Linked DNA regions of Homo sapiens: region 2 is linked to region 1. A link is an interaction called in ENCODE POLR2A ChIA-PET data of the cell type or tissue named here. Cell type or tissue: PC-3. All regions are shown on one strand. Each heading gives the region's core, and the rest is flanking DNA. Links, peaks and the distances in the headings are about the cores only.

The links. Peaks named below come from ENCODE experiments on the same cell type or tissue, not always from the same donor. Only the 100,000 strongest peaks of a DNase experiment are listed, where the experiment ranks them.
Region 2: POLR2A ChIA-PET joins it to region 1 with 10 read pairs; 2 of 35 experiments call an interaction of 5 or more read pairs at or near these places.

What each region holds. Positions count from the first base shown.
Region 1 is chr6:82,530,866-82,540,752 of GRCh38, forward strand. No RefSeq gene overlaps it. Among named protein-coding and RNA genes, the nearest start is that of TPBG, 170 kb to the left of the region's middle. In PC-3, for the core only: no CTCF peak of the experiment used is centred there; no DNase peak of the experiment used is centred there.
Region 2 is chr6:82,365,533-82,375,419 of GRCh38, forward strand. TPBG (trophoblast glycoprotein) reads left to right here. Exons shown (of 2, transcript NM_001376922.1): 2 at 1-1,888. The coding sequence ends at 692. Among named protein-coding and RNA genes, the nearest start is that of TPBG, 6.7 kb to the left of the region's middle. RefSeq lists an enhancer at 1-699. In PC-3, for the core only: no CTCF peak of the experiment used is centred there; no DNase peak of the experiment used is centred there; H3K27ac peaks cover 1,008 bases.

The DNA.
Region 1 (9,887 bases), core at 4,838-7,337:
ATCTTTTATTTGCAAGCATTTCCATCCACTTCCTATTCAATAACAAAATCACTTGATCTCTAAATTCAGACTTCATCTGTAAATACAGCTCTGAGAAAGGACAGATGAAAAGGAAGAAAGTAGCAGAAACAAGGAACACTTAAGTGGCTTCTAGGTCTACTGCCTTGTTTCATCAGAACTATCTGGGCACCAATCCCAGTATTTATTTTCACACTTATACAAGCAACACAACTACCACAAGCCTGAATGTGATACCGAAGCCTGTGACATTGAACAGTGCAGTGAGTTACACCCTAGGGAAGGTAGGAGACAAAAGAACAGCTGACAATTCTCCCTGAAGACAAGAGAGCTTCACAAACAGCTCTGCAAATCCTAGCATTAATATTATTTCCATTCCACTCTTGGGAAAATATATGAAGGTAAGGAAAAGTTTGGAAAAAAAGGACAATAGAGAGGAAGAAAGGTAGGGGTGTGTGTGTGTGTGTGTGTGTAAAGGCCAAGTAACAAGGGAAGGAGCAAGAAAAAACAAGGTATCAAAAAGAAGCGTAAGTGTGCTTAGGGAAGTAGATGGCACTTTACCAAGTAACAAAGACAATCCCTGCTTTCTGTAACAATGTAGGATAAAGTTACTTGGCCAATGTCTGATTAGATATCAGTTTGCTTATGGACGGCATATTTAGGATGATCCACTTTTAATATATGCCTCTGTGGCCTATGAGCAAGTGAGGCAACATGTACGTGTGGTGTGGGGTATACATGAAGGCACTGGGGACTACTGTCAAGTCAGATGCTGCCTGAAATGCAACTGGGAGTGGGAGAAAAGAAGGAGGATGGCTGAGAATGGCTGCTAGTAGTATGCAGTGATTTATTCATCTGTCGGGCTAGGTGCTGTGGATACACTGATGAATAAGTTGCAGAGGGTCCCCACCCTCAGGTAGATTAAGTTCACACTGAGCCAAGAGAGTGTGGGAGTACCTGGGGTTAAAATAAAATAAAAACTAAATGTGATGGTAAATTGTATGTGTCGACTTGGCTGATACAGCGTGCTCAGATATTTGGTTGAATATTATTCTGGATGTTTCTGTAAGGGTGTTTTTAGATGAGATCTACATTTAACTTAGTGGACTTTGAGTAAAGCAGATTGTCCTCCAAAATGTGGGTGGGCCTTCAGTTGAAAGCCGGAATAGCACAAAAGATTGACCTCTCCCGAGCAAGAGAGAATTCTGGAGCAGAGGGCCTTCAGATTTGAACTGCAACATCAGCTCTTTCCTGGGTCTCCAACCTGCTGGCACACCCTGAAGACTTGGACTTGCCAGCCTCTATAATCATTATATATGTGTGTGTGTGTGTGTGTGTGTGTGTGTACATACACACACACACACACACACACATCCTATTCATTCTATTTCTCTGGAGAACCCCAACTACTACAATAAACTAAACTAAAGCAGATATGAGATTATATTTCTGATGCTATGTAGGAGACTTTACACATTTTTCATTTAATCTTCTAGAAGGAGCCAGACTGTCCTGTAGTTGCCACTCTTAGGGTTCAACGGAGAGACTACCAATGCACTACTTTCTGCTACTTTCTGAGGGTACCAAGGTGGTAACAGTAAGCCATTTGTCTTTCAAGGAACTGCTGACTTATTTCAGGACATGAGGGCATTTCTTAGAGGAACTATTGCTCTAGCAATAGCTCCTCTAGTTTTCAAGGCTCTATGCTAGTGCTAGAGCAATTGTTCCTCTAAGAAATGTTCTCATGGATTGTTTTATTTATTTATTTATTTACCTACCGTGGATTGTTACCTACCATAAATTGTTTACCATGGATTTTTTTAATTTTTTTTGAAGATCATTATATGTTTTATTAGAGAGAGAATCATAGTCTTCCAGATTTGGGATCTCAGAAATTCTTATGAAAAAGAGTGTTCTAGCTAGAAATTCAGAGAATTTACATGGTCTGGTATTTTTTTCTGCTAAAGAGGGCCAACTTTATGGCAGACACTGTACAAGGGGCTGAGGAAACTATAAAGAATACAGTGTTAAATGAGCATAAAACTTTCTTAGAGAAGAAAATATGTGGATACTCAAATGTTAAAATATATTACAGGAGTTTAAAATTATGTAACACAGAAGTATAAGTCAATATACTTAGCATCCCATGATTCTCAGGTGAGCATTTTGGAAAATAAGATCAATAGAAGGTCAGGAAAAGCTGTAGAGCTCATGGAGAAAATGGAATTTAACCAGAGCCTTAAATGGAACCTGTAGTATCATGGGATGACCTTTACATGGAGGTAGACAGATATGATAGGTAGACATAGAGCCTTTCAATTTAATATGACTTGGAAGAGTGAAGACACACACACATAATACACATATACATACAATTTTTAAAAATATGGCTGTCAAAAATGTGACAGAAGTAGATGAAAAACTAGGCCAGTAGAGAAAAGTTGTCTTAGTTCCTGGCTTGAATATAAACAATACTGTAAATTAAAAGAATATTTTGATATATTCTTCTATTTTTTTCTGGTTTCTCTGACACCCTTATGATTAAGGATGAATGGATGATCACTCACAAATAAAATGTTAGGAACATGTTATTTTTTGTAAATTGCCATGGGATATTAAGCAAGTTTTTGTCTGGAGTCATAAATTATTACTTTCCCTAACAATATTCTCAAGTCATTGTTGCAGATGATGTGCAATTTGTAGGCAGTTTGAATATTTTAAAACAATAATATTGTTAATCTTCAATTCCCTTTCATTAAATCCTGCTGGCCCCAGCTACAAGGAATAAAATCTTCTAATTTTTTCACTGCTATCTTATAGCCAATGCCCTCTGGAGCATTCACTAGGAGAAAAGGTAAGACAAAAACTTTTTAAAGTTAAAATAATAAAAATAATAATAAATGAATGATACAAGATAAAATAAAACAAAAGAAGCCAAAACAAGTCAAGATAAAAGAATAGTCTGCAAACAAAGTTTTTACATTTAATGCGTTGTGTTAGGAAACCACAAAGTGTCCCTAAGAAACTTGGAGATGGTTGGATGTAGCAATCATGATATTTTTCTGTTACCTTACCAAAACATCTCAATTGGGAGCTGCTCTAAAGCCAGAAGAGTTTAATTTCCATTTTTAAAATCTCTTTCAATAATTAAATCACCTTTTCCTGTGAGAGAAAGGATGTTCATATAAGTTTAGTGTATGATATTTCTATAGATTCTAAAGAAGGCATTGGCCACATTCAATAAACAAATTATCTTCTGAAAAAATAGCACAGGTCTTCTTATCACAGCTGATATAACCACAGATTATACTTTTGTATTAACTCAACCTTCAGACGTTCTTTTCCTAAAAATGTGCACACCTCCTACATTTTCTGTTTTCTCTTGTATCCTAAGCTTACTCCCTAGGGCATGTATTATTAGTGCACTGTTTTTCTCTCTCCTTGGCTTTTTCTGGTTGAAATATTTAAGCTGTTTGGAACTATGAAATTCCCTTAGGATATAAACTATTGATCTCCTGTTAGATCATGAGGTGACTCTTAAGCACCTTCTCCTAGAACTTTTCGAGAAACACTGCATATGAATGCAAGGTTACATGCCCTGGCACAAATTAGAAACCTAACAGTGGACCATATCCTAATAAGAATCATTGGCGACTTTAATTCTTAGACTGTGGAAATATTGTTCAATTACCATGAGTTCTGATTTTAGTTTTTACGTGCCCAAAGCATGAATTTCTAGTCACTGAGCCTGTGAGTCAGCATTGAAGAGTTTGAGGTCTATTCTTAATTAACGCATTTTTTCCTATGCTATCCTACAGACCTGGCAGGATTCACATGCATCCCAAAATGCCTTTGATCCTTCAGACCTGCCCTGCCTCATGTAAACTAAGTTGAGGTGTTATCTTTTATCAAAAGTTGATAACACCACTTAACAAAACTTGTTTTCCATTGTGCAGAGAGGGTGTGATTTTTTTCTCCTAGGTTACAAGGTCTAAGTTTTATTTTTTTGAAAAAAGATTTCCAATTTAGAACTCAGAAAAAGATAAATGCTTCCTGGGGTTTTTGGTTATGAGAAATAAAAAAGGAAGGAGAGGCCTTCATTATAGGTCTGATGAAGAAACGCTGATGTTTAGTCACAGGCTTCCTAGGACATTGGAGAAAGCAAAAGAAACATTCAGTCTATCAAGTCAACCTCAAATAACTATCGCCATCTATCAGATGAGTTTGGACTTGAGACTACCTAAGGTTTTCTACTAGCTGGAAACTATTGTGATTATAATAGCATGGTAACTTCATACTCTCTAATCTTGTGATGCTGACTCTTTAATGATCCTGTGCTTATTCATGTTCTCTCCCTATATTTCCCTTTGTTATCTCATTTGAAAAATATAATCATAAATGACATCTTCCCAGGAAATTTCATTATCCATCTCCCTGCCCCCAACCAACCCCCAACTTTTTACCAGAAACCACTGATGCCACAGATTCTCTGGGGACTTTATGAATATTCCTCAGTGTCCTGTGTCTTTTGCCAGGACATCTACATGTTGATTTAAAGAAGTAGATTAGGCTTCTGCTTTGAGTTAGGATGTAGAATAATGCAAAAGACCTTTGTTCTCATAGTATCTGCAAGAAAAGACCTAGATAAAATAAAAACCATTGTTTTCTAAGGAATTAGTGAAGAGCAAGGGCAGCAAAGAAGCCTTGATAAATTATGTTCCAGAGAGAAATGAGCAGAAAATGGCAGCAGCTTCCACACCTGGATGGGGAGACTTTCTGAGAATGAGAAGAAATAGCCAGGCCTTCCCTGAATGGGCTGAAGGACAGGGTAGGAGGAGTCTGGAGTCTGGAAGAACTCAATCCAGTAAGTCTATTCATCCAGCTTTCCTCACAGTGAGAGAGTAGTAATAGAGGAGGGACATATATAAAATGTGAGGAAGCAGGAAAACATGATAATCAGGAAAAAATTGAGAGGAAGTAAAGACAGACCCAATAACCTAGTTATTGAAATCAGTAGACAAAATCTTTACAACAATAATTATGTTTGCCAAAGAATTTACAGAAAAATGCATATTATGGATGAAGAAATAGACTTTTCTCTTGGTTTTCTATAAAAAATGGAAACTCTATGAAACAACAAAATGGAAATTCTAAAACTTTAAAATGCAATATTAGAAGTCGAAATTTATTGGATGGGCTTAACAGCAGATTAGATATTGCAGGAAAAAAAAAATGAATGAGTGAACTTGAAGACAAGTCAATAAAAATTACCTAAATTGAAATAAGAAGAATATTGTTTAAAAACCAACAGACTGTCCATAACAATGAGATAATATCAAACAGTCAAATATAACTGGAGTCCCAGAAGGAGAGGGAAGAGAGTGGGTTAGGAAAAATTTTGAAGTAATTTCTTTCATAGCCAAGAAGTGTTCATTTCACAATGGTGTTTCTCTCTTCTACTTTCCCCTGGGCTAGAACTCAGATAGGTATATGGGCAGTGCTGTCAGTTTGAGCATGGCTGGTCCTGAATTACAGTAATTAAATGAATGTAAGCTTGTTCTAAGATTAAAGGTGTAGTAACCTCTAATTCCATGGAAGACAATGAACCAGTAAGTTCCATGCAGTTATAACTACTGTATAGTTCTATGTTTAGTTCAAACATGATAAAATCCAAATCCTGAATCTCTGGGAGAAAGAAGTCTAAAACAATCCTTCTCTTTATAACAATTTTAAACCAAATTTATAAACAACCCCTCTTCTTCTTCTACATGCATTTAAAAAATACAAACTACAGAAGGAAAGAGAGCAGTGATGTAGCAAGTGAATATGGACATGCTTCCTTTTTAATAAGTTATTGTCAAATCTTAATATATAATGAAATAGAAGCAGCTAGGTATGGAGAGGCTGTTAAGGAGCAGGAATTCATCTATGAAATGCAATGATGAATGTGATTGCATTGGATGAGGTTAAAATACTAACACTAGCTCAGCCAAGATTTCAAAAAATGGTGGTGAGAAGCTTTTTTTTCCCTTGCTAGGTTTGGGGGTTTGGGGGTGAGGGTTGAGGGGAATGTTGTATTCACACTCTCAGAAGTCAAGTGGGGAGCAGTTACTATTGACTGCTACTGAAATTCATATTTCATTCCATAGTTCACATTTTCCAGCTTGTCAGTCAGTATGTAATAATTCTTTGACACAGTCACCTCGCTTTTCTATGTTTTTGTAATTTTCTGACTAAAAATGTTGTCATTATTTAAGTGTTAGCATTATTTTGGAATAAATACGCTCGTTTGATGGAGGAAAATTGATGATATTAATTGATGTGATCAGTAACTTTAGGTGATCTAGATATAATAACCAAGAAAAAAAACAAAAACCAGTTTTGCAGATTGTTAAGGATAGTGACAAGCCACAAAGCCACAAAGACTTAGAGCCTACATAGCTCTCTTGTAGCATCCACTTTAGAATGAAAATAAAAGAGGAAAAGTACAAGTAGGGTAGAGAAAAGGGTCAGAGACCAGAGTGGGGGTGGGGAAGTGTGCAGGATTGGGAATGAATTGATTTAACTGAATGACTACAGTGCTGTGCAGAAAAGAGGAAGTTTAAAATTAACCAAAAAAAAAAAAACTCGTAAAATTCTGGGAGTTACTTGTGAGTAAGTTCCATGTAAGGTTACTTTCAGCTCATATTTTAATAATAGCCACCTGCTTCTCATTCTGAAAAGCTTCTAAGACCACATTCCATCATTTTTCTCTCTTGGACTCTTGGACTCCCTGAAGAAACAGTCTTTGCTTTTTGAAAAGCTGTAGTGAACAAGTCTCCTTTTACTTTCAAGCTGAGATAAGAAAGGATCAAAAAGAATAAGATTTCTTCCCTTCTCTGACCCCATCTCCTTTTCCTAGCTAGTATTTGCAATCACACTTCTAATTCTAAAGTCATAAGCATGCATCCATATTAGCATCTTATCATTGTCTTAGTTCCATTTTGAAAACTAGAATTCTATTCTAGCAAGAGAATGAAAGATTGGAAATTCTATATTAGATATTTGGCCAAAGAACAGTCCGAAAATAAGTTATCTCTTTTTCTAGGAACATTGACAATCCTGAAAGGGTTAATTAATTTTACCTTGGATCACCCTTTTTTCAAGATCCTGCTTGACTCTCCATGAGCTCAAAATAAGATGTGAATTAAGTTTGAAGGAGCCATAGTAAAAACAACTTTTAAAGTGATGATTCACTCAACTTGGGCAACAATTATATTTTGTTGAAAGCATACAAACACAATATTCGACATTGTTATCACACACAGAAAAAGTGCTAGTCATTGCAAGAACTGATAGAAAAAAATTAGGAAGCATAATAAAGGTCTTAAGGATTTGCTTCCTTTTTAGTCAAATTATTAATGACCATGGGAAAGTAAAGTGATTTAAGAAGAAAATCTTGCTGAGTACCAGCTGCTGCTGAAGTCAACTAATTACAACATTCCACTTGATATCACACTGGATACACATGCAAGAACAAGAAGGGCTTCAACACTTTACAATTAGACTTTCAAATTATCTTCTGTAAGACTCAGCTGTAAGCAAAAGTTATTTCATGCATAAATGACATTGAGAAACAAATTTCCAGCTAGGTTTCACACAACCAGTTTTGACAACCTCCTTAACGTCTCACAGACACTGAATCTAGTTCTCCCCATGAAAAGACTGGGCTGTCCTTTAAAAGAGTAATCACTACTGTCAATTTAATAAACGTCCTCCTACTAAATTGTGAGCACCTCCTAGGCAGGAACCAGTTGTTTTACTTTTGTATCCACAGGTCTTAGCATAGATCCTACCATCTGGTAGACAAATGCTTAGTAAATATTAGTTGAATTGATATCAAGGAGGGTGCAATCACCAGCATGTTGTGTTTAAAGGTGGTGCCCCATGACTCCTGAACCTTTCATTATAAGTCTCTTCTTTGGACTAAAACACGAATGGCACTCTCCTGAAACACATAAAAGTAGATTTGATCAAATGGAAAGACCTCCCCTGTTCTTGGGTAAAACAACTCAACCTTATAAAGATATCAACTCTTTCTAAGTTAACTCATAAATTTACAGCAGTTGCAGTACAATACTAACAAGATTCATGGAGTTGGACATGTTGATACTAAAGTTCGTATGGAAAACAAATTACAAGAATACTCAGAAAAGCACTGAAAAAGAAAAACTATCAGAGGAAACTAGCCTCTATGATTTAAACATTGTGATACTGGTACATGAATAGACAGACTGAAGGAAAAGAAGATAAATAGATCCAAGTACATATGGAAATGTAGTATATGATACATGTGCATCTTTAATAATTAGAGCAATGATAAACTTTTATTTTTACATTTATTTATTTATTTTTGAGACAGAGTCTCACTCTGTTACACAGGCTGGAGAGCAATGGCACAATCTTGGCTTACCACAACCTCTGCCTCCCAGGTTCAAGTGATTCTCCTCCCTCAGCCTCCTGTGTAGCTGGGACTACAGGTGTGCACCACCATGTTGGGCTAATTGTTTGTATTTTTAGTAGAAACAGGGTTTTGCCTTGTTGGCCAGGCTGGTCTTGAACTCCTGGCCTCAAGTGATCTGCCCACCTTGGCCTCCCAAAGTGCTAGGATTACAGACCTGAACCACTGCCCAGCCAGAGCAATGATAAACTTTTAAATAAATATGCCATTTGGAAAAAGATGAAATTAGATCCTATCTCACTCTGTATATAGTAATAAACAAACTCCAAATAGATCAGGCAAAAAGATGGATGAGTCGTGTTTTGTTTTTGTTTTTGTTTTGTTGTTGTTGTTTGTTTTTGAGATGGAGTTTCCCTCTTGTTGCCCAGGCTGGGGTGCAATGGCACGATCTCAGCTCACTGCAACCCCTACCTCCTGGGTTCAAGCGATTCTCCTGCTTCAGGCTCCCAAGTAGCTAGGATTACAGGCGCCCGTCACCATGCCTGGCTAATTTTGAAGTTTTAGTAGAGACGGGGTTTCTCCATGTTGGTCAGGCTGGTCTTGAACTCCCAACTTCAGGTGTCCTGCTTCAGCCTCCAAAGTAGCTAGGATTACAGGCGCCCATCACCATGCCTGGCTAATTTTCAATTTTTAGTAGAGACGGGGTTTCTCCATGTTGGTCAGGCTGGTCTTGAACTCCCAAATTCAGGTGATCTGCCCACCTTGGCCTCCCAAAGTGCTGGGATTACAGGCTTGAGCCACCGCACCCAGGCGGGATAAGTCTTTTTTTTAACCATAGTGTAGGAAAAGGCTTTCTAAATATGACTCAAAAGTCAGAGGCAATACAAGAAAATATTCATAAATTTGATTATATAAAACTATTTTATCTTTATTTTATTTTGAGATGGAGTCTCACTCTGTTGCCTGGGCTGGAGTCAGTGGCATGATCTCGGCTCACTGCAACCTCCACCTCCCAGGTTCAAGCAATTCTCCTGCCTCAGACTCCCAAGTAGTTGAGATTACAGGCGCCTCCCACCACGCCCAGCTGGTTTTGTATTTTCAGTAGAGATGGGGTTTCGCCATGTTGGTCAGGCAGGTCTCGAACTCCCGACCTCAGGTGATCTGCCCTCCTCAGCCTCCCAAAGCGCTGGGATTACAGGAGTGAGGCACCTCGCCTGGCCGATTCTCTTATTTTTTAACTTTTATTTTCAGTTCAGGGGCACATGTGCAGGTTTGTTACATAGGTAAACTTGTGTCACAGGGATTTGTTGTACAGATTATTTTATCACCCAGGTATTAAGCCCAGTACACAACAGTTATTTTTTCTGCTCTTCTCTCTCCTGGACCTTCCGCCCTCAATTAGGCCTCAGTGTCTGTTGTTCCTTTCTTT
Region 2 (9,887 bases), core at 4,488-6,987, 170 kb before region 1:
AGAACCGGAGCTTCGAGGGCATGGTGGTGGCGGCCCTGCTGGCGGGCCGTGCACTGCAGGGGCTCCGCCGCTTGGAGCTGGCCAGCAACCACTTCCTTTACCTGCCGCGGGATGTGCTGGCCCAACTGCCCAGCCTCAGGCACCTGGACTTAAGTAATAATTCGCTGGTGAGCCTGACCTACGTGTCCTTCCGCAACCTGACACATCTAGAAAGCCTCCACCTGGAGGACAATGCCCTCAAGGTCCTTCACAATGGCACCCTGGCTGAGTTGCAAGGTCTACCCCACATTAGGGTTTTCCTGGACAACAATCCCTGGGTCTGCGACTGCCACATGGCAGACATGGTGACCTGGCTCAAGGAAACAGAGGTAGTGCAGGGCAAAGACCGGCTCACCTGTGCATATCCGGAAAAAATGAGGAATCGGGTCCTCTTGGAACTCAACAGTGCTGACCTGGACTGTGACCCGATTCTTCCCCCATCCCTGCAAACCTCTTATGTCTTCCTGGGTATTGTTTTAGCCCTGATAGGCGCTATTTTCCTCCTGGTTTTGTATTTGAACCGCAAGGGGATAAAAAAGTGGATGCATAACATCAGAGATGCCTGCAGGGATCACATGGAAGGGTATCATTACAGATATGAAATCAATGCGGACCCCAGATTAACGAACCTCAGTTCTAACTCGGATGTCTGAGAAATATTAGAGGACAGACCAAGGACAACTCTGCATGAGATGTAGACTTAAGCTTTATCCCTACTAGGCTTGCTCCACTTTCATCCTCCACTATAGATACAACGGACTTTGACTAAAAGCAGTGAAGGGGATTTGCTTCCTTGTTATGTAAAGTTTCTCGGTGTGTTCTGTTAATGTAAGACGATGAACAGTTGTGTATAGTGTTTTACCCTCTTCTTTTTCTTGGAACTCCTCAACACGTATGGAGGGATTTTTCAGGTTTCAGCATGAACATGGGCTTCTTGCTGTCTGTCTCTCTCTCAGTACAGTTCAAGGTGTAGCAAGTGTACCCACACAGATAGCATTCAACAAAAGCTGCCTCAACTTTTTCGAGAAAAATACTTTATTCATAAATATCAGTTTTATTCTCATGTACCTAAGTTGTGGAGAAAATAATTGCATCCTATAAACTGCCTGCAGACGTTAGCAGGCTCTTCAAAATAACTCCATGGTGCACAGGAGCACCTGCATCCAAGAGCATGCTTACATTTTACTGTTCTGCATATTACAAAAAATAACTTGCAACTTCATAACTTCTTTGACAAAGTAAATTACTTTTTTGATTGCAGTTTATATGAAAATGTACTGATTTTTTTTTAATAAACTGCATCGAGATCCAACCGACTGAATTGTTAAAAAAAAAAAAAATAAAGATTCTTAAAAGAATTACAGTGTGTGCAAGTTTGCTTTGAAAAAAGGATGAAGGGCAGGAGTATTCAATGGTCTTGGTTCCGATGATAATTATTACTTAACATAGCTGAGAATCAAACTGTAGCAATGTCTAATATAAATAGACTTGGGAGATCGTTTTGAAATGGTGGATCCTTTTAGTATTTAAATGGAGAGTTTGAGTATTCATGTGACTGTATGGTCCCAAAGTTAATGCTATTTATGAAACAGTTTTGTAAGAACATAATGAAGTTGGTAAAAGCTAAGCGTTCTGCACAATAAACAGTTCCCAGTTTGGGGCTTTTTCAAGGCTAATGAAGTTATTGTTGGTCTAGAAAAATAGTATTTACTTAATAAAACTCTGTTTGAAATTGTTCTGTGGATTTTTAGAGCAGAATTTGAAACAAATGTAATGCAAATAAATATAAAGATAAAGTGTCTTAAAGACAATATTCTGAAATAAAAGATATAAAATATAATTTAAAAAATATTTCTCAATGTCTTAATGTAAATTGAAACTTAGATTTTCTTGAGGATATTTTCAAAAAAACATTTAAAGTGGAACATAAATGTTCTTTAGTTTATCAGAGACCCAGCTAATATGTTTAAAAAGTTGACTTGACATGGTTGAATATGAACTTGAGGAAATAACCACAGATAAATGTCTACATCTGTAAACACGTGTCTCAAGTATTTATAGGTTCTTATCTTCAGTTCAGTGTTTAAGAATTTGAGGATATTTTGATTTTAGCTAAGCTGTTCATAATGTAAGTATATACACCTTTGTGAAGAATAAATCACATTTAGGTGTAAATACAGGCAATCATTAATTGATACATCCATAATATACAAGGCTTTTATTATTTTTTCAGTTTATTATCTGTCATTTAATCTGAAAAGTAAATTCCATTAATCAGTCTTCAGGCTCTTTTATCAAGTGATTTAAATGTAGCCATTATTGCTTAACTGAAAGTATTAGGTAAACTTGCATCAGTAAGTCTTAGGGCTTGCTTTTCCTTTGAACTGGTTATGTCCTTCAGTGCTTTATGTTTGAAATAAAATCTACATTTTCATATTTTTATAAATAAAATAGGATCAGATAGTATTTTAGGTTCTAGAAATCTTTGCTGATTCCTTCTTTGAATTAAATTCAGAAATTTTCAAAGTAGGGCTAAAAATAAGTAAATCTTCCTTTTTATAGGTTAGAATATATAGTCAGAATACAAAGCTGTAATTCCTTAAATTCCATCAGGCTTGTTTTGTGAAATATAGTATTTATTATTTAAGGGTTATATTTCAGATCCTATAATTACCTCAGAAAAAGCTAAATATTTGGCACTTAAAATTCCATCAAACAGTTTAAGTGTTCATCAGAAATTCCTAAACTGTCTGGTTGCCATTATTTGGTAAGAACAATGAGATACTAATCTGTCAAAAATAGTGACCACTATCTTAGTAAACTGTTGATGGACTTAGTAAGTCTTCTGATATTGTAGGAAACAAATTATAATATTGATAGAGCCTCTATTGAGAAGAATTGTTTCTTCATCACATGATAATCTAACAGTTTAAAGTGGAGCTTTATCTAAGAACCAGGGAAGCAGTAGATTCATTAGTCTAGCTTTTCTCATCAACTCTTTGAAGCAATGATGAATCTGATAAAGTGAAGCCAAGTTTTCCCTGTTAGGTAGATGGCTTCTTTGAAGTTATAATTTATTGCTTCTTTTTCATCCCCCTACTTATTCTCTTGTTTGGACTTTCCAATTGCTACTGCTTTGTTTTCCATCACATCACTCCTTCCTGTTCTCCAAAATATGGAAATAAAAAAGTCAATTAAAAGAACACCTTATTCTTAAGATAAAAAATTGTTATTATTTGACAACTAATTAATGTTTTGCAGCCCTAATATTCTTAAGTCTATAAGCTTATAAAACATTCTAAGTTCCTTGGAAGATAGAGGCTATATAAATTCAATAAGTATAAGGGAATATGGGAAAAATAAAAGTATCACTTTATTTAAAAATAAGACAAGTCTGTTTGTTTTAAATACTGTTCTTACTATTAATGCATTGTTGACTCTAGAAACCTGCAAGTATCCATTTTTAAAATTTTATTTTAGTTGGTAATACTCTTTATTACTGAACGTAAAATTTTCAACATAAAACACCCTTCATTTATCCTTTACAAGTTTCATTTGAAGAAAGTTAGAAAAAATACTTAGAAATTCAAGGACTTGATATATCCCTTAATTTAGAAAGCTATTCAACTATCCCATAAATTTCTATTTAAAGTAGCAAAAATTTTAGGATAATACAGCTATTTGGCCCTGAATTATAACTGCCCCCTTTGATTGTAACCATTCAGTTTGCAGCATTCGTTTTTGTAATAGCAGTTTGGCTGCTATGGGTGTGATTCAATGGTAACCTACAAGGCAAATTTGTACAGGAGCTGACAGATTTTTCTAACAAAATAAGGAGACTTTGAAGCACATTGAATAGGAGTTTTTAAATGAATAGGATTTTTTAAAGGAAAAAGAGTAGGAGCTTGGGGGGGAAGGCTGGTTGAAATAAATGAGCAAATCACAAATAATAAATCCTTTAGAAATACCTTGATTGGCAGTAAGTGTGGATTATGCTCATCTCAGTATTTAATTAGAAATAACTTACCTTTGTCTTTTGTCTTTTTAATTAAAGTGGCTGTAAAAAAGAAGGTCCAGATGAACTGAGATTGTTTGCTTAGGAATTCTGTTTTACTCTTTTCCTTTTACCTGATGTTCTAAAACAGGGCTTACCTTGTTGAGGACCTTAGAGGCTTTGCAATTCTAGATTGTGATTCTTTCATATCATTTTAGTTTTTCTCCCAAGACTACACTAAAGGAGACATCACGAGATTTGCAAGGTTAAAAACAATTCTGCACGTGCTTCCTCCTGCTCCCAAATCCGGTCATCCACCTTTCAGAGCAGCACCGTAAAGTGAAGACAGACATTTATTAGATGAAATTCTGGTTTCACTTTTACACTTGTGCAAGCATTTTTAACAGTAAAGGAGAGGAAAGGGAGGAATTTATATTTCTAGATAATATATGAAAATTACCTTGATATTGTATTTTTAAGATCTTTCACCAATACTGCAGTGCTGCACTAGAAATAATTAGTTTAAGAAAATACATTCAACATTGTCCAGGTGATCCTGTCACCTTTTAGATGACGAAAAACATCTTGAGGATGTTTTGTACAGTTATTTTCCCATTGTTACTCTTAGAGACTTTTGTTTCAAAAAGGCAGGCTCATTTTATTTTGTTTTATCTTAGAACATTTTAGCAGCTCTTTGTCATGGGTTAAAAAAATCTAGAATTAAAAAAATGTTTAATATATGATTTATATAATTTTGACAAGAATACAAATTCTTAGTCGTTCAAAATTGGAAGCGCTCTTAGAAGTGTCAAGCTCAGCTTTCCATTCCACAAATGAAGTAACTGGTAACTGTGACTTATTATGTTATACAGTGACAGTTATTATGTTATACAGTGTCAGTTATACAGTGACAACCAGGACAAAATCCTAGGGTTCTAGATTCCCCTTCTGGTGCTCTTTTTACCAGATGATGGCATTACTAATTGCCTACCTTGAGGCCTTTGAAATCACCATGTCTGATAAAAACATGCAATTGCTTTGGTGAATTTGTTTGTTTTATTGTTGTTGCTTTGAGTGAATGCTTCAGTTTGCTCTAGATTTTACTTTGTTAAAAATTACCATGTTTTAACCCCCGAAAACATTTAATGTTTTTGAAATGATTTTTTCATAACAATCTTATGAGTCTATTATATAATAGGAAGTATTTTGGAAATTTAATGGTGATATTTCTTTGGAAAAGAAAAATAAAAACTCTGGAATGCAGTGCTGGTTTGTATAATTCAACCTTAAATGTGAGTTAAGCTCAGCTGGTGAGAAAACTAAACAAATGAGACCAAGTTCGTGACCATTAAGTCAATCAGTCACCAGGTGAGACAGTCAGCTTTGCATTCTCTGCTGTGTTCTCCTAGCTCACGCCCACTCCAGGTGCATGCTGCCATCCTCTAAGGGCCTGGACCAAACAGGGAAGTTAGTTAAATCAATGCAAATCCATTATCACCCTGGAAAACCAGGGGACTGACCAGCCGAACACTGCCAGCTTGGCTGCTGAAGTGCCAGTTTACTGTCTTTACATATGCAGGACACACACTACATCTCAATTTTCTCACATCATATGTAGTATTTATGCTGCAGATTGCAAAAGGCTTATAATTTATGTGAATTTTGGGAAGCTAGCATGAGTACCTTTCAGGGTATTGCATGGGAAATTAATTAGGTTTACTTTATTATTTTAAAAAAGTGTGGGTTAAGATTAAGCAACATGATTACTATATCATACACTTACACGTAAATGTTTATAAAAACAAATACAGTTTATATTTAGCTGACATTTTATGATAGGACTTACTTGTGGTTCACAATTTAACTTGGTTAATGTAAGGAAACATTTGGTCTAAGGAAGCAGAAGCTTAAGATAATGACCCTCTATAATACTTTTTGTGAAAAGTAAATATTAAAAATATGTTTTAAAGAACCGGGGATGTTATCGAGATAGGCTTAAAAAAAAAAAAAACGGAAGTTTATACATTTATTTTCCCCTTCCCCTTACAGTTCTTTTTTTTTTTTTTTTTTTTTTTAAGACACAGTCTTGCTCTGTTGCCCAGGCTGGAGTGTGGTGGCATGATCTCAGCTCACTGCAACCTCTGCCTCCTGGGTTCAAGTAATTATCCTGCCTCAGCCTCCCGAGTACCTGTGATTACAGGCGTGCACCACCATGCCCAGCTGATTTTTGTATTTTTAGTAGAGATGGGGTTTCACCATGTTGGCCAGGCTGGTCTTGAACTCCTGACCTCAAGTGATTCGCCCACCTTGGCCTCCCAAACTGCTGGGATTACAGGTATGAGCCACCGTGCCCAGCCATCAGTTCTGTTTCTATTACTTTTTACTTTCTTCCTCCCAAGAGAGCCATGACACACAACATTTCAAGGTGATCTTACCCAGGGGAATTGGACTGACTGGAACATTAGGTGGGTCAGTTTACAAATACAAGTGACTCTATGTCAGTTTCTCTCAATTTTACAATACAGTATTACATTGTATTCAAGGAGGACTTTAATTTTCAATGGTACACATTCTGTGGTGATTCTTATAGACCATTTCAACACTGGCTATAAAACACTTAAAAAACATTTTTAAATTAACTCATGTTTTGTAGAATATTTTGAAGTACAGGAAGGGAAAAGTACCATGAGTAACACTATGACTAAGGAAAAAAGAAGTGCTAATATTGGGATAAATGGCCTTCTCTTTATTTCACATGTATCCTGCCTTTTCAGTTACACTTTTTTGAGCATTCTCCACCACTATGAAAACTATTTTAACATCTGGTTCTAATGTACTGCAGACAATCATATGTTTTATACATACAGGATGTTGCTTGCAGTTTTAACTTATGTTGCAATAAGCATTTTTGTACCCCCCTGTATTTCTACCTTTTGCATTTTTCCCTTAAGGTAGATCCTTGAGGGAGAATTACTAGATCCAAGGGTATAATCTCTTTTGTTCTAACTTCAAAAAATATTTTTGATGCCTATTTAAATTAGGATGATGAAATATAGATCATAGCTCACTATATGTTTTAAGAGTTTCACATCAAACTTTACATAGTAACGAAATGTCTGTGGACAGGATTTTGAACAGAAGTAAATATGGACCGAGTTGTCAACTAACTTGTCACTGTTTTAAATCCATAAATTTCTATTCTTTGTTAAAATAACAAATTTAGAAGATAGCTAAGCCCATAGCCCAGTTATGAGTGAGTGTGTGTGTGTGTGTGTGTGTGTGTGTGAGTCAGGGTGGGGAAAGACAATGTGGGGTATGGAGGAACATCTGGGAAATAAATTTAGCTAGTTATGAGTTAGGAAGCAGTTATTAAGACAAACCTATATCTTTGCCGAATTCTACTCTTTTATTTATTTTTTTAGATGCCTTGTATGGGTATACTTAGAATTAAGTGAGATTTCATACAAGTGAATTAATTGTACTCATCTTCTTGTTAATTTGCTTTAAAATTTTAGTAAGTTCCCATGAATCATTTTTTCAGATCTTGCATTGGATTTTTAAAAATGAGTTTCTGAGATAAACTTGCTTCTAATCTAGTTGTGAGGACAAGTGATGATAATAACTAACATTTCATGGAGTGCAGCTTTTCACATATAAGATTTATTCTCATTTGAAGAGGAAATTGAGGCTTACAGAGGATAGATGACCTGCCCAAGAACAACTTGGTAGTAAGAATCAGATATGGGATTTGAACTGTTGTTTTTTTCTGGGGAGGATGTTGGGGGAGCCTTCAGGATCCAAGCTCTTAACTCCTGCTCTAGAGGAGATGTGAATGACGATCATGTCTGTGCTTTTTCTAGCATAGAACATGATAAACCCCACCAGAGATTCAAACAAGGTGATATCAGGTTCAAAGTAAGGAGAGATCTTGTCTGGTCAGGAGAATCCAAAAAGGGTTCATGGAAGAGTTAGCTTTTAAGATGATTTTGAAGAAGAGGCAAAGAGAGATGATGGGTAGAAAAGAAAACTCAGGACAGAGAGAATAGCATAAGCAAAGAGAATGGAGGCAATTGAAGACCAAGTGTTTTCTGGGAACAGTAACATTTGAAATGTAATGTTTACAAAGGAGAATAATGGAGTATAAGACTAGAAAGATAAATTTATCTTTCTAGATGGAAGCTATCATAAATAGTTTCTATACAATTTAGTGGACAGTGGGGGAGCTCTTGGAAGTCTACGAGCAAAGGAGTTATATGCATAGCTGTGGCTGTACCCAACAAAGATGAGATCAACACCCTTCCCAAATTGGTTTGGATATCAAGACTGATGAGACCACACACACACCAAGAGAGTATGCACAGGTTTATTACTTGCATAATGTGACTTTTTGGGGAGAGCAGGACTTGGCTTTGTTTTTCATTGTGATCAGGGTTGGAGCCACGTGGAGGCTTCAGGTTTGTCTGGTCTTCACATTCCAGCAGATGCCAAGGGATGAAGTTCATGGGCCCTATTATAGGCTTGCTCAGATATGGGACAAAAAGTGGGAGGAGGAGGAATGGATCTTAAAAACTATGAGTACTCAGACATCACAAATGGAGTCAGACTCTATTACAATTCACCACTGATGTTTGATTGATGACTGAAATGTGCCAGGGCTGATTTAATTGATTTTGAACTTGTTTAAATAAACCATTATTGTACTCTATGAGACTTGCAGCATGAGGTCAGTAAGAGAGGTGAGAGTTCCATTGCATGTCTTCTTCAAAAGTCCATGGTGTGTATTTTAAGAAGTGAAATGCAGGCCTTGGTCATCATCAATAATTTCTGGAACTCTGAAGGGGATAAGAAGTGTCTTGGTGAGGCCTTTTCGTTTAGTTTTAGTGTGGGCTGATGTGTGACATTTGTTTATATTTTGGCTATCTGTAAGGCAAAAAATTCCCAGAGATTTTGTTTTTAGCCCAAAGTGGGGTGACCTTGGATAAGGAATTGCTATTATTGCTACAGATCAGACTAACTGACTAGATAATTAGTAATGCCCCAATAATGTATACAAATAGACATACTGGACCAGTTGTTGGTTAAACATCATGTAGTGCTAAGATGACTGCATGAAGTTTGGTTGGTTGTGCTGGCTCTTGAGTCCCATCCTTGATCAGGGATGTCCTGGTTAGGGAATGAATAGCAGCAGCTCACTAGAGGGCATCATTACATTTTATGGTGACCTTGCATATGAAATCCCTTTTCTGATTACTCAGTTGATCCCAAGAGACTCTCCAGGTGGCCAGTGGGCCTGGAAGAAGGGTGGCCTACAGCACCATTACCTTTGGCAAGGGGCTGAGGACAGGAGAAACCACTTCCTCCTGTAGGTTGGATATGCCAGGAGGCCTAAGTTTGCTTCTGGTCTATAAGTACTATTTCCATTTTTGTCCAGAGGCCTCTATAACTAACTGTGCTGATTGTGCAGAGTGCTGTGTCAATGATCCAAGGCATAAGAGGCAGCTGGGTACATAGGATCACAGGCTTAGGGGCCATGAGGGTATTTGTCTCCAGAAAGGCCCAATGTGCAACCAGCAGTTGATGTTCAAATGGTGTGTGGCATGGGACTGAGGAGGGCAGCTTCCTGTATCAAAAGCCTGTGGGCAACTTACAGGTGATCCAGAGACCCCAGGAGGCATGAGAGGAGGTTGCTAAAACCTCTACAGTGAGGGAATCTCTGGGGTATATTAAGGAGAGTGCTTATTGTGTGTAATTTGAACAGATTCTAGAGCATTTAGTTAAAGGAGACCTCATTCAAGGTGGGCTATATTAGCCCATTCTCATATTGCTAATAAAGACGTACCCGAGACTGGGTAAT